2 separate regions of the Homo sapiens genome follow, and region 1 is linked to region 2. Evidence: read pairs that join two places in POLR2A ChIA-PET (ENCODE). Cell type or tissue: A673. All regions are shown on one strand. Each heading gives the region's core, and the rest is flanking DNA. Links, peaks and the distances in the headings are about the cores only. Region 1 overlaps IER2 (immediate early response 2). Region 2 overlaps CACNA1A (calcium voltage-gated channel subunit alpha1 A).

The links. Peaks named below come from ENCODE experiments on the same cell type or tissue, not always from the same donor. Only the 100,000 strongest peaks of a DNase experiment are listed, where the experiment ranks them.
Region 1: POLR2A ChIA-PET joins it to region 2 with 11 read pairs; 19 of 35 experiments call an interaction of 5 or more read pairs at or near these places.

The regions. Positions count from the first base shown.
Region 1 is chr19:13,153,107-13,160,618 of GRCh38, forward strand. IER2 (immediate early response 2) reads left to right here. Exons shown (of 2, transcript NM_004907.3): 2 at 1-1,805. The coding sequence starts at 81. The coding sequence ends at 752. It also overlaps the pseudogene RPL12P42. Among named protein-coding and RNA genes, the nearest start is that of IER2, 6.5 kb to the left of the region's middle. RefSeq lists enhancers at 1-49, 36-919, 980-1,069, 3,580-3,729, 4,030-4,119 and 3 more and silencers at 700-809, 2,420-2,739, 2,950-3,219. In A673, for the core only: a CTCF peak has its summit at 2,105; DNase peaks (open chromatin) are centred at 1,945, 2,455, 2,875 and 3,435; H3K4me3 peaks cover 1,834 bases; H3K27ac peaks cover 2,500 bases.
Region 2 is chr19:13,210,360-13,214,395 of GRCh38, forward strand. It overlaps CACNA1A (calcium voltage-gated channel subunit alpha1 A), which reads right to left. Exons shown (of 47, transcript NM_001127222.2): 40 at 3,874-3,974; 41 at 2,272-2,381; 42 at 2,025-2,163; 43 at 1,744-1,857; 44 at 258-293. Among named protein-coding and RNA genes, the nearest start is that of IER2, 62 kb to the left of the region's middle. In A673, for the core only: a CTCF peak has its summit at 2,665 (motif pointing right); a DNase peak (open chromatin) is centred at 2,672.

The DNA of each region.
Region 1 (7,512 bases), core at 1,546-4,045, 57 kb before region 2:
GCGAGCCCGTTGTCCGGAGTGCACCTGCTGCCTGTTCTGTCCCTCCCGGGAGCCCCCGCCGCTGTCGCCGTCGAGTCGCCATGGAAGTGCAGAAAGAGGCACAGCGCATCATGACCCTGTCGGTGTGGAAGATGTATCACTCCCGCATGCAGCGCGGTGGCCTGCGGCTGCACCGGAGTCTGCAGCTGTCGCTGGTCATGCGCAGCGCCCGGGAGCTCTACCTCTCGGCCAAGGTGGAGGCCCTCGAGCCCGAGGTGTCGTTGCCGGCCGCCCTCCCCTCTGACCCTCGCCTGCACCCGCCCCGAGAAGCCGAGTCCACGGCCGAGACAGCGACCCCCGACGGTGAGCACCCGTTTCCGGAGCCAATGGACACGCAGGAGGCGCCGACAGCCGAGGAGACCTCCGCCTGCTGTGCCCCGCGCCCCGCCAAAGTCAGCCGCAAACGACGCAGCAGCAGCCTGAGCGACGGCGGGGACGCTGGACTGGTCCCGAGCAAGAAAGCCCGTCTGGAAGAAAAGGAAGAAGAGGAGGGAGCGTCATCCGAAGTCGCCGATCGCCTGCAGCCCCCTCCGGCGCAAGCGGAGGGCGCCTTTCCCAACCTGGCCCGCGTCCTGCAGAGGCGCTTCTCCGGCCTCCTGAACTGCAGCCCCGCGGCCCCTCCGACGGCGCCGCCCGCGTGCGAGGCAAAGCCCGCTTGCCGCCCGGCGGACAGCATGCTCAACGTGCTCGTGCGGGCCGTGGTGGCCTTCTGAGGACCCCGAGCGGCGCTGCCGGAGCCCAGAGCGCGCGTCGAACCGTCGGCCCGAGGGCGCAGACCTGAGGCGAGGCCACCCCCCTCCATCCTGGGGGAAGCGCCCGCGAAAACCGTGGAGAGAAGCCGCCGCCCGGGCTGCTGAGAGGCCCGGAGAGGGACTCTGTCCCCGGGGAGCCATCGCCTTCAGTGTGCAGGGACGGCACCGAGGAGTCTGAGCCGGGGGCGCGGGCGCCTTCCGCAGAGACCTGCGCCCACAGGTGCTGTCTTAGTGGACTGGGACGTGAACCTTTCGCTCTCCTTCTGGACTGGGAGAAGGGAGGCTTGGGTGTTGTGTTTTTTGTTTTGTTTGTTTGTTTGTTTTTAAAGATCTCCTCAGGGTCGGACTTCATTTTGTACTGTGGGCTGTGCTGGCCCTTTCAAGGTTTTTCAAGAGTTGGTTTTGCGTTTCCAACCTCGGAGAATTCCAGGCACTCCCCTTCCCCCTCCGCTGACATACTTGTATAAGCGGTCATCGTTGCGTCATGGGGCAGGCGTGGGGAGCTTCCTGTCGCCTTGCGTGGGTGTGGGGCCTGGGAGGAGGTCCTGGGGCGTGCACCCGCCCTGGGCAGTGGGGAGGAGAGTGGCCTGAGTTACTTCACCCCCGCGTGCTGCTGGTTAATGTCCCGCGTCTCTGCACCTTCGGGTGGGAGCGGGGACTGATCTACTTTCACATTCTCAAGTTTTTCTCATCTGCATTAGAGGTGCCCAGTAGGTTCCCAGGTTCCAGCGTGCCCCTCCCTCAGACACACGGACACAATCAGCCGAGAAGTTCCTGGTCTGAATCACGAGAATGTGGAGGGGTGGGGGGTGTCAGTGGAAAGGCATAAGGCTGAGCTGAGACCAGTTGCTGGTGAAACTGGGCCAATCTGGGGAGGGGAACATCCTTGCCAGGGAGTTTCTGAGGGTCTGCTTTGTTTACCTTTCGTGCGGTGGATTCTTTTTAACTCCGTCTACCTGGCGTTTTGTTAGAAATGTCAGATAGGAAAATAAAAACCATTTGAGTAAAAAAGCCGGTGCTGTCTGGTTTTCTGCTGTGGTGGGGGAGGGGCGGGGTTAAAGCGTCAGGGGCTGGCAGCCGCTCGCTGGGGCCCCAAGAACCGGTCTGACCGGTTACCACGTGGGCGAGAGAGGGTTGGGCCCCCTTTTCCTTGCCCGGGCATTCCCTAACTGGTGGAGCCCCGCCTCCCCCAGATTTGGGGGTTCCCTTGAAATTGTCCTACAACTCCGGGACAGGGAGATCGGGGCTTTCTGAGTTGAGACAATAGTGCTAAACACACTGCCCCAAGCGGAGCTGGGGATCGATTGCACGCACTTTGAAGCCTTGAAAGGTGGTAGATCTCGCCCCCACCCCCTAGACCAAACTGAATCAGCTGTGGCCGGGGCCCTACAGTATCAGGTGGAGCTGAGCGGGTGAGCTTTGAAGGGCTCTTTAGTCCCCAGTTCCCGTATCTTCCTCGAGGAATCGTTGTGTGTCTCAGGCAGGGACGTGCAGCCTCAGTTTCCTCATCTGTGAAATGGGCCTCTAAGCAGCTTCTCCACCCGGCATTAGGTTTTTAAAAATGCCCATTAGAGCCCTAGTTATTTTCTTGGGTCACTCCCCAGCTCTAGAATAACCACCCCGAAACGAGAAAGCCCTTTCAATATACCCCACGTAGGTTTAAGAGTGGGGTTGTGGGCGTTGCCCCAGGGCGAAGGGAGGGGGCCTGTCGGGAAGACAAAGGAGTCGCAGGTGCGGGGAGTGGTGGCGGCGGCAGGCGCCGGGAAAGCGCTCGCCCCGCCCCGCCGACGGCTGGCTCTGCCGCCGCAGGCTTCCCATGACCCCAGGGGAACTGACCCCGTGGCCACAGGGTAGAAGGAGGGGCAAGCCGGCCTCAGAACGTCTGCTGGTGGAATCTGGGAGCTTTGGCTCCCCTCCCGCCCAACCCACACCCCCTTTCCTCTCCTGTGTGGATTGTGAAGGAGAGCTTCTCACCGTTCTCCAGCCAAGCTCGCCCCCACGGCTGCCTGATTCCTTCCTGGGAACACGTGGGGGGACTTTTAAAAGGCGCCACCTACTCCGAGTCCTGACCCACCCAACTCTCCCAGGGGACGTGGGGGCACTGGAGCCCCACACCGCAGGCGGTAGCTCAATGCACCCGCGTCGGAGTTCCTCCCCCGCGAGCGTGGCAAGGCTCAGGGAAGTCCCGGGCCCCTGGGGAGGGGGCCTTGCCGCGCATCCTGTCGCAGGAACCGCCGGGCCCTTCCTTCCGCGGGAAGCGGCTTGGCCGACCCCCGCCCCCGCCCGGGCCTCTTGGGGGTTTCCGGTGCCCGGCCACCGTGGGGCTGGGGACTGAAAGTGATGGGACTGAAGATGGGGCTGGAACAAACACACTACAGACACATCCCCTTAAGACACACCCATCCCCAAGACCCCACTGGACCCATCAGAAAAGGCAGCATTGAACCTTGTCACAGCAAATAACATTGGTGAGGCCTGGACTAATTGATTGGACAATGGCTGTGAAAACTAAAAAGGTCACCCATCCTGTGACCAGCAGGTTCCAGCAGGGAACCCCAAGCCTGCTGCAGGAGACTCCAGAAAGGTGTTTGCTGCTGGCTTGTACTAAATTGGCACAAACTGCAAACAGCACAGCCTACATGCCCATCCTCCCAGATGGGTCCTCCCCAGAGGATAAAAGGCCGGAGCCAGACAGAACTACACACACAGGCCACACAGATAATTCGGTACCAGAAACATGATGCTGAGTGACAAAGGCCAGCTGCAGAAGTCAGGTAAGAAGCACATATTCTGGGCCGGGCATGGTGGCTCATGCCTGTAATCCCAGCACTTTGGAAGGCTGAGGTGGGCAGCTCACCTGAGGTCAGGAGTTCGAGACCAGCCTGATCAACATGGTGAAACCCCATCTCTACTAAAAATACAAAAATTAGCTAGGCAAGGTGGCAGGCGCCTGTAATCCCAGCTATCCGAAGGCTGAGGCAGGAGAATCACTTGAACTCAGGAGGCAGAGGTTGCAGTGAGCCGAGATGGTGTCACTGCACTCCAGCCTGGGCTACAGAGGAAGACTCTGTCTCAAAAAAAGAAGAAGAAGAAGAAGAAGAAGAACATATTCTGGAGGGAGGGAAACAACCAGGTCTACTTTCGTTTTCTTGCTATGCATCCTTGAGTGAGTCACTTGACCTCTCTGGGCCTGTTTCCCCAACCGTATACTGGGGACAATAATAGTCCCTGCCTTTTAGGTTTGTTGTAAGGATTGAGATTACACATGTAATCCTTACAACAAACCTAGCAGAGTGCTGGCACGTAGAAAATGCTAAATGTGCTGGGTGCCATGGTTCATGCCTGTAACCCCAAAAATTTAGGAGGCTGAGGTGGGAGGATCACTTGAGGCCAAGAGTTTTCAGTGCAATCATGGCTCAGTGTAGCCATGTAGCCTCGAACTCCCAGACTCAAGCAATCCTCCTACCTCAGCCTCCCAAGCAGGTTGGACCACAGGCTCAGGCACCATGCACAGCTAATTTCTTTTTTTTTTCTTTCTTTCTCTTTTTCTTTCTTTTCTTTCTTCCTTCCTTCTTTCCTTTTTCTTTCTTTCTTTTCTTTCCCTCCCTCCTTCCCTTCCTTTCTTCCTTTCTTTCCTTTCTTTCTTTCAACTAGAGTCTCTCTATCACCCAGGCTGGAGTGCAGTGGCTTGATTACAGTTCACTGCAGCCTCGAGCTCCTGGGCTCAGGCAATCCTCCCACCTCAGCCTCTGGAGTAGCTGGGACTACGCCACCACACCCAGCTAATTTTTCTTTTTTTTCTTCTTCTCTCTCTTTTCTTCCTTGTCTCTTTCTTTTCTTTTCTTTTTTGTTTTTGACAGAGTCTCGCTCTGTTGCCAGGCTGGAATACAGTGGTGCAATCTCGGCTCACTGCAACCCTGGCCTCCCGGATTCAAGCAGTTCCCCTGCCTCAGCCTCCGAAGTAGCTGGGACTACAGGCGCACACCACGACACCTGGCTAATTTTTTTTTTCCCACCGGTTGTCAAATGACCCTTTATTGAAATATTTTTCTTTGTGCTTCTTAACTAGCTGGGCATTTCACAGCACCACTGTGGGTTTTTCTGGTTTTTTGGGGTTTTTTTTTTTGAGTCGGAGTCTTGCTCTGTCGCTCAGGCTGGAGTTCAGTGGCGCGATCTCGGCTCACTGCAAGTTCCACCTCCCAGGTTCACGCCATTCTCCTGCCTCAGCCTCCTGAGTAGCTGGGACTACAGGCGCCTGCCACCACGCCCGGCTAATTTTTTTGTATTGTATTTTTAGTAGAGACGGGGTTTCACCTTGTTAGCAAGGATGGTCTTGATCTCCTGACCTCGTGATCTGCCTGCCTCGGCCTCCCAAAGGGCTGGGATTACAGGCGTGAGCCACCGCGCCCAGCCATCACCACTGTTGATGTCATCTATGATGTCACGAGGGTGGCGGCCATCAACATTACGGCCTACAGACTGGGCAGTCCCCAGGATCTCTTTGATGGTTCCAGAGAGTTCTCTGGCTAAAGATCGGTGCCACATCTGTCGAGTAATGTTGACGATCTCATCAAAAGTGATATTCCCATTGTGTCTAATGTTTTTCTGTTTCTTTCTGTCTCTTGGTGGTTCCTTGAGGGCTTTAATGATCAGGGCAGAGGCAGAAGGCACCACCTCAATCTGGGCCTGTCTGTTCTGAATGGTCAGTTTCACTGTAATCCTCAGGCCCTTCCAGTCACCCCATTGCCTTGGCAAGGTCATTACCAAGCTTTTTTGGAGACAGACCCAGGGGGCCGATCTTGGGGGCTAGTGCAGAAGTGGCACCCCCTTCACCCCGAGTGCACCTCAGGTATACAAATTTGATCTCGTTGGGGTTGAACTTTGGCAGCATGGTGGAGGTGATTGGTTTTGGAAAAACCTGGATTCTGGACAACCGAAGAAAGCTGCACCTTGGGCTCCTCCAAGCCGAAAGCCCAGCTAATTTTTTTTTTCTTTTTGACACGAAGTCTTGCTCTGTCAACCAGGCTGCAGTGCAGTGGTGCAATCTTGGCTCACTGCAACCTCCACCTCCTGGGTTCAAGCAATTCTCCTGCCTCAGCTTCCTGAGTAGCTAGGATTACAGGCACCCGCCACCATGCCTGGCTAATTTTTGTATTTTTAGTAAAGACGAGGTTTCACCATGTTGGCCAGGCTAGTTTCAAACTCCTGACCTCAGGTGATCCACCCACCTCGGCCTCCCAAAGTGCTGGGATTACAGGAATGAGCCACCGCACCTGGCCGAAATTTTTTGTATTTTAGTAGAGACGGGGTTTTACCATGTTGGCCAAGATGGTCTCCATCTCGACCTCGTGATCCGCCCGCCTCAGCCTCCCAAAGTGTTGGGATTATAGGCATGAGCCACCGCGCCTGGCTCTTTCTTTTCTAACAGGGTCTTGCTCTATTGCCTAGGCTGGAGTGCAGTGGCACGATCTTGGCTCACTGCAATATCTTCCTAACAGGTTCACGAGATTCTCCCACCTCAGCCTCCTGAGTAGCTGGGATTGCAGGTGCACACCACTGCGCCTGGCTAATTTTTATATTTTTTGCAGACACAGGGTTTCACCATGTTGCCCAGGCTGGTCTGGAACTCCTGAGCTCAAGTGATCTGCCTGCCTCAGCCTCCCAAAGTGCTGGGATTACAGGCGTGAGCCACTGCACCTGGACGTATTTATTTTTTACTTAGGATTTGTGCCCTAACTCAGAAGTTAATTCTGTTAATTCTACCAATGTCCAGCCTGAGCCTGAATGAGTGAATGAGGTTGTTTTGGGTAAACAGGTGTTACATGCTTAATGTTTATCATCTCATTAAATCAGTGGCTTCTACATGACTCTTAGAATTTCTCAAACCTCAGATGGTTGAGGGGTCAGGATATTTGTGATATTTTCATAACTACTGTACTATTATTATTATCATTTATAGACAGGGTCTTGCTATGTTGCCCAGGCTGGAGAACAGCAGCGCCATCATAGCTCACTGCAGCCTCCACTGCCTAGGCTCAAGCAGTCCTCCCACCTCAGCCTCTGCAGGAGCTGGGACCGCAGGCCTGTGACACCATGCCCAGCTAACTGTATTCATGTAATAGTTTTCTTTGCGTTAACCCACTTATTAATCACTCTCCCTATTTAGAAAGTAACAGTTTTTTAAAAGGTTACAATGAAAATAAAACAATGTCAAAAGATCCTGCTGAAACAGTAACAGGTTTAATAGTTTCAAAGAGAGATTAGCCAGCCTTAACGACACATTGTTTCCAAGGGAAGAAAACTATGCTTGGGCTGAGAAGGGGGATGCAAGTTGACAAGGGAGAAATTTGGAGAGATCCAGTCCACGTTATTTAAATAACATTGAATTGGGCTGGGCGAAGTGGCTCACGCCTGTAATCTCAGCACTTTGGGAGGCCGAGGTGGGCGGATCACCTGAGGTCAGGAGTTTGAGGCCAGCCTAGCCAACATGGTGAAACATCACCTCTAATAAAAATCCAAAAATTAGCCGGGCATGGTGGTGAGTGCCTGTAGTCCCAGCGACTTGGGAGGCTGAGGCAGGAGAATTGCTTGAGCCCGGGAGGCAGAGGATGCAGTGAGTCAAGATCACACCACGGCACTCCAGCCTGGGCAACAGAGTGAGACTGTCTCAAAAAAATAAATAAATAAATAAATAACCTTGAATTATTTTGCCACACTGTCC
Region 2 (4,036 bases), core at 1,537-4,036:
CCTCCGGCGTGGGGGGCCCTGAAGAAAAGGGGGTAGGGGTGAGGATGGGGATGGCCCCGCCCACCAGGGCTTATGGGTGAGGGGCACACACAGGACACCACACACAAGGATTGGGCTCCATGGAGGGGAGAGGGTGCGATTGCCAAAGAAAGGGTGGGGTCCGGGGACGGTGAGAGATGACGGGACTCCCTGGAGGGGGGGTGGGGAGGAAGAGGGGGCCGGAGCCCTGCTGGGCGCTGGGCAGGCGCGGTACATACACTGAGGTTATTCCCACGTGGCCGGCCCCTTCTCCTCTGTCACAGCCCCATGGGATGGTGCACACAGAAAAAACAGAAAGAAGAAAATAAATATAAAAGGCAAGAGGGAGAGTGAGGAGGTGGTGCATGGAGAAGAAGCCAAGGAGGGGAGTGGCACTGGCATCAAGAGAAATCGGAGGGAGAAGGCAGGGAGGAAAAGAAAAGTTAAAGTCCTGGCGGGTGGGTGTCCCAGGCCCCCGGGGCTGGGCGTCCTCTATTCCCATGGGTACAGAGGAGACAGACAGGAGATGCAGACAGACAAATGGCAGAGGCATGGGACCGAAAGACAGGACGGCGCAGCCTCGAGCCCCTGGCCCTGGGCTCTGCCTCATGCGATGCACACCCCAACCCCTGGCTCCGGCCGATGCTCAAAGCTTCCATGTGGTGGCCGTCAGCTGGGCTTGTCCCAACCCTCTCCTGGGGCCCAGCAGCTCGGTCCTGAGGGAGCAGCAGCATGCACGCTGGGTGCTCCCCAACCCACGTTCCCAGCAGCCAGAGGCCAGGCCCTCAGGTGACCCTGGTCCAGCCAGGCACAGCACAGCCTCCTGCCCCGTGCAGACGCCACACACGGCACACGGAAAGCTCGCCACAGCCACACATGCCACGCACCCGGGCCAGGCTCTCACAGCCATGCCCTGTTCTCCTCCAGAGGCGGGCTGCGTGCATGGGCCCCCGCTGTTCAGGCCGGGTGGGCAGCCAGCTATGCCTCTGGGCCCTCTGTCCCATGAGTCCAAGGCAACGGGATCACCTGCAGGTGGGCCTGGCAGCTGGGTGAAGCGGCCACACACAGACACACATCAAGCACACACCCCTGTGCCCCCCAATGACTCCCACAGAGACCAGACAGAAAATACGAGCCCAGCTGCCCCCAGACCCACCCCAGACTCTGCTACTGTATCCTAGGACCTGCCAAGTTCCCATATGCAGACACGTGTGCACGTACATGTGTGCATGTGTGAGTACATGTGCAGTGTGTATATGCCCACGTGCACACACGTGTGTGTATGCAAGCATCTGAGTAGGCGCACAGCTGCACATGTGTGTGCATGTATGTTGAGCATGTGTGTGTGTGTTTGTGTAGGGGTGATCTTCGTGGCAGGTCTCAGCTGGCCCTGTTGAACCCTGCTGCACCCACAAATCTTCCACAACCTCCCCTGTCTGCAGCCTCCAACCAGGGCAGCCAGAGACCATTTTGCAGTGGCCACTGCCCTCTGCCCCAGGGGGAGCACTTTCCTCTCTGTCCTCTGTGAGGGAGGAGGGTCTGCAGGTGCTCCAGGTGTGACCAGGTGGTGGGTGGGGCCTGCAGACTGCTTCAGAGACTGAAGGAGTCCCTACCCAGGCCTGAGTCCGGCAGGGAGGGGATGCACTGGGCTGCTTGTGGGGGGGCCTGGCCCTACCCAGTGCAGAGTGAGGGGTCCAGCCCCAGGGCAGTGGTGAAAGCCCTCACCTGGTTCTCTGCAGGGAGGCGGGGCATGGAGGCAGCCCGGCCCTGGCCTTCCATGGGGAGGTAGTGCTCGCTGTCGGAGTAGCCATCTCTGCCCATCTCTCGCATCTCCACGGACTGCGGAGCAGATGGCAAAGCCAGATGAGCTCTGGGGCCTGACCTCCAGATCCCTGGTGTCTGCAGAGGGAGGGAGCTGCAGGTGTGTGTGTGTGGGGGGCCCAGATCCCTTCCACCTGAACCACCCGGGCCCTGGGAGCCATTGGGGAGTTGGGGGACAGAGGCACCTGAGAGTTAGGCTGGCTGTTGGGCATGTCGGTAGGGGGGCCTTGTTCCGGACTCCATGTGCCCGTCTTCTGGAACATCTCCTGGGCACGCTGGGTCACCCAGGACGGGCTCTCCTTGAGGCCGCTTTCGTGAGCCATCCTGCATGGGGGACAGAGGCCGGGGTAGCAGTGGGCGCTTGGGCAGCTTCCAGAACGTGGGGACCACGGCACCCCCACACTCCACCTCCCTGGCAGGGGTGACACTCACAGGGCTCCTCCTGGGTCCAGCTGGGTGGAGGGGAGGGCGTTCTGGCCAGGTCCCCCTTCCTGCGTTGGGGACGGGGGCTCCATGCGCTGGAACATGAGGGGTGTCCGGTCCTGGGGAATGGGGCAGAGAGCAGTGTGTGGACAAGGGTGGGGTGGTGGGACGGTGGTACCCAGAAGGCATTGCGACATCCCCAGTATACACACACACACACACACACACTCTCTCAGGTCTCATCCATCTAGACCCTTCCAATTCCACGCAGAACTGGACCACTTCTCACTCCTCCACCCAAGTCATAGCCCCAGCCTGGTCCCACGTCCTCATCTCTCACTGCAGGCACCTTCTCCCAGGTCTCCCGCTCCTACCTTCAACCCCACTGTTCCACAAGAGCCACCAGAGGGCGCCCATGAGCACTTGAGTCAGGTCCTATCCCTCCTTTGCTTAGAACCCTCCATGGCTCCCACTTGCTTGGGGAAAAAGCCAGAGTCCTTCCTGCAGCTCCCATGGCCCTGAAGGATCTGCCCTGTCACCTCCTTGCCCTTGTCTCCTCCCTGCTCTTTTCCACCACACTGGCCTCTTTGCTGTTACCCAAACAACCCAGGCACGGTCCAGCCTCAGAGCCTTTGCACTGGCTGTTTCCTCTGCCTGGAACACCCTTCCAGGTATTGCTTAGCTCACTCCCTCTCCCCTTTTCCTTCAAGCCTTTGCTCACATGTCACTTTCTCAGGGAGGCTCCCCAACTACCCATTTCCCACCGCATCCCCTCCTCCCCTGGATACTCCTATCTTCTGGATTCTTCTCCACTTTCCCCCACGACACTTTCTTTCTCTTTGCTGGATGTTGCACGATTCAGTCATTTGCTACCATTGGCATTTCCCCACTTGGAATGTCTGCTCCCTGAGGGCAGGGATTCTGGCCTATTTTCCCCATGGGTGCATCCCCGAGGACTGAGAACAGCGCCCTGCACACAGTAATACTCAATAAGTGTTGGTGGAGCAGCTGAATGAAGAATGAATCCACATGATGTGTCCTTGGCAAGAACTTTTTTTTTTTTTTTTTTTTTTTTTTTTGAGATAGAGTCCTGCTCTTATCACCCGGGCTGGAGTGCAGTGGCTTGATCTTGGCTTGCTGCAACCTCCACCTCCCAGGTTCAAGTGATTCTCCTGCCTCAGCCTCCCAAGTAGCTGGGACCACAGGTGCATGGCGCCACATGCAGCTAATTTTATTTTTTTTTTGTAGAGATATGGGTCTTTCTATGTTGCCCAGACTGGTCTCCCACTCCTGGCCTCAAGTGATCCTCCCATCTTGGCCTCCTAAATAGCTGGGACTACAGGTGTGCACCACCATGCCTGGCTAATGTTTTATTTTGTAGAGATGGAGTCTCACTGTGTTGCCCAGGGTGGTCTCATCCTGGTCTCAAACGATCCCTCTGCCCTGGCCTCTCAAAGCACTGAGATTGCAGGTGTGAGCTGCTGTGCACAGCCCCTACTTTTCAGGGACCTGCCCTGGGGCTCAGCCACCCTCATATTCCAGTTGGTTCCCGTGGTGACATGCAAGCCACTGTCCCCAGCCCAGATGTCCCCAGAGCGGCGAACAGCGCACCTGCTCCTCGCGCATGGCCTGCAGCTTCTTGGCCTTGCTCTGCCGGTAGTACTCCATGATCATCATGGCTGCGTAGATCTTCCCCACGGTGAGGTCCGTGGCTGGGGGCACACACACGGTGAGCTCACCAAGGGCAGGCCTCTTTGGGGCCCTTGTCCTGGGT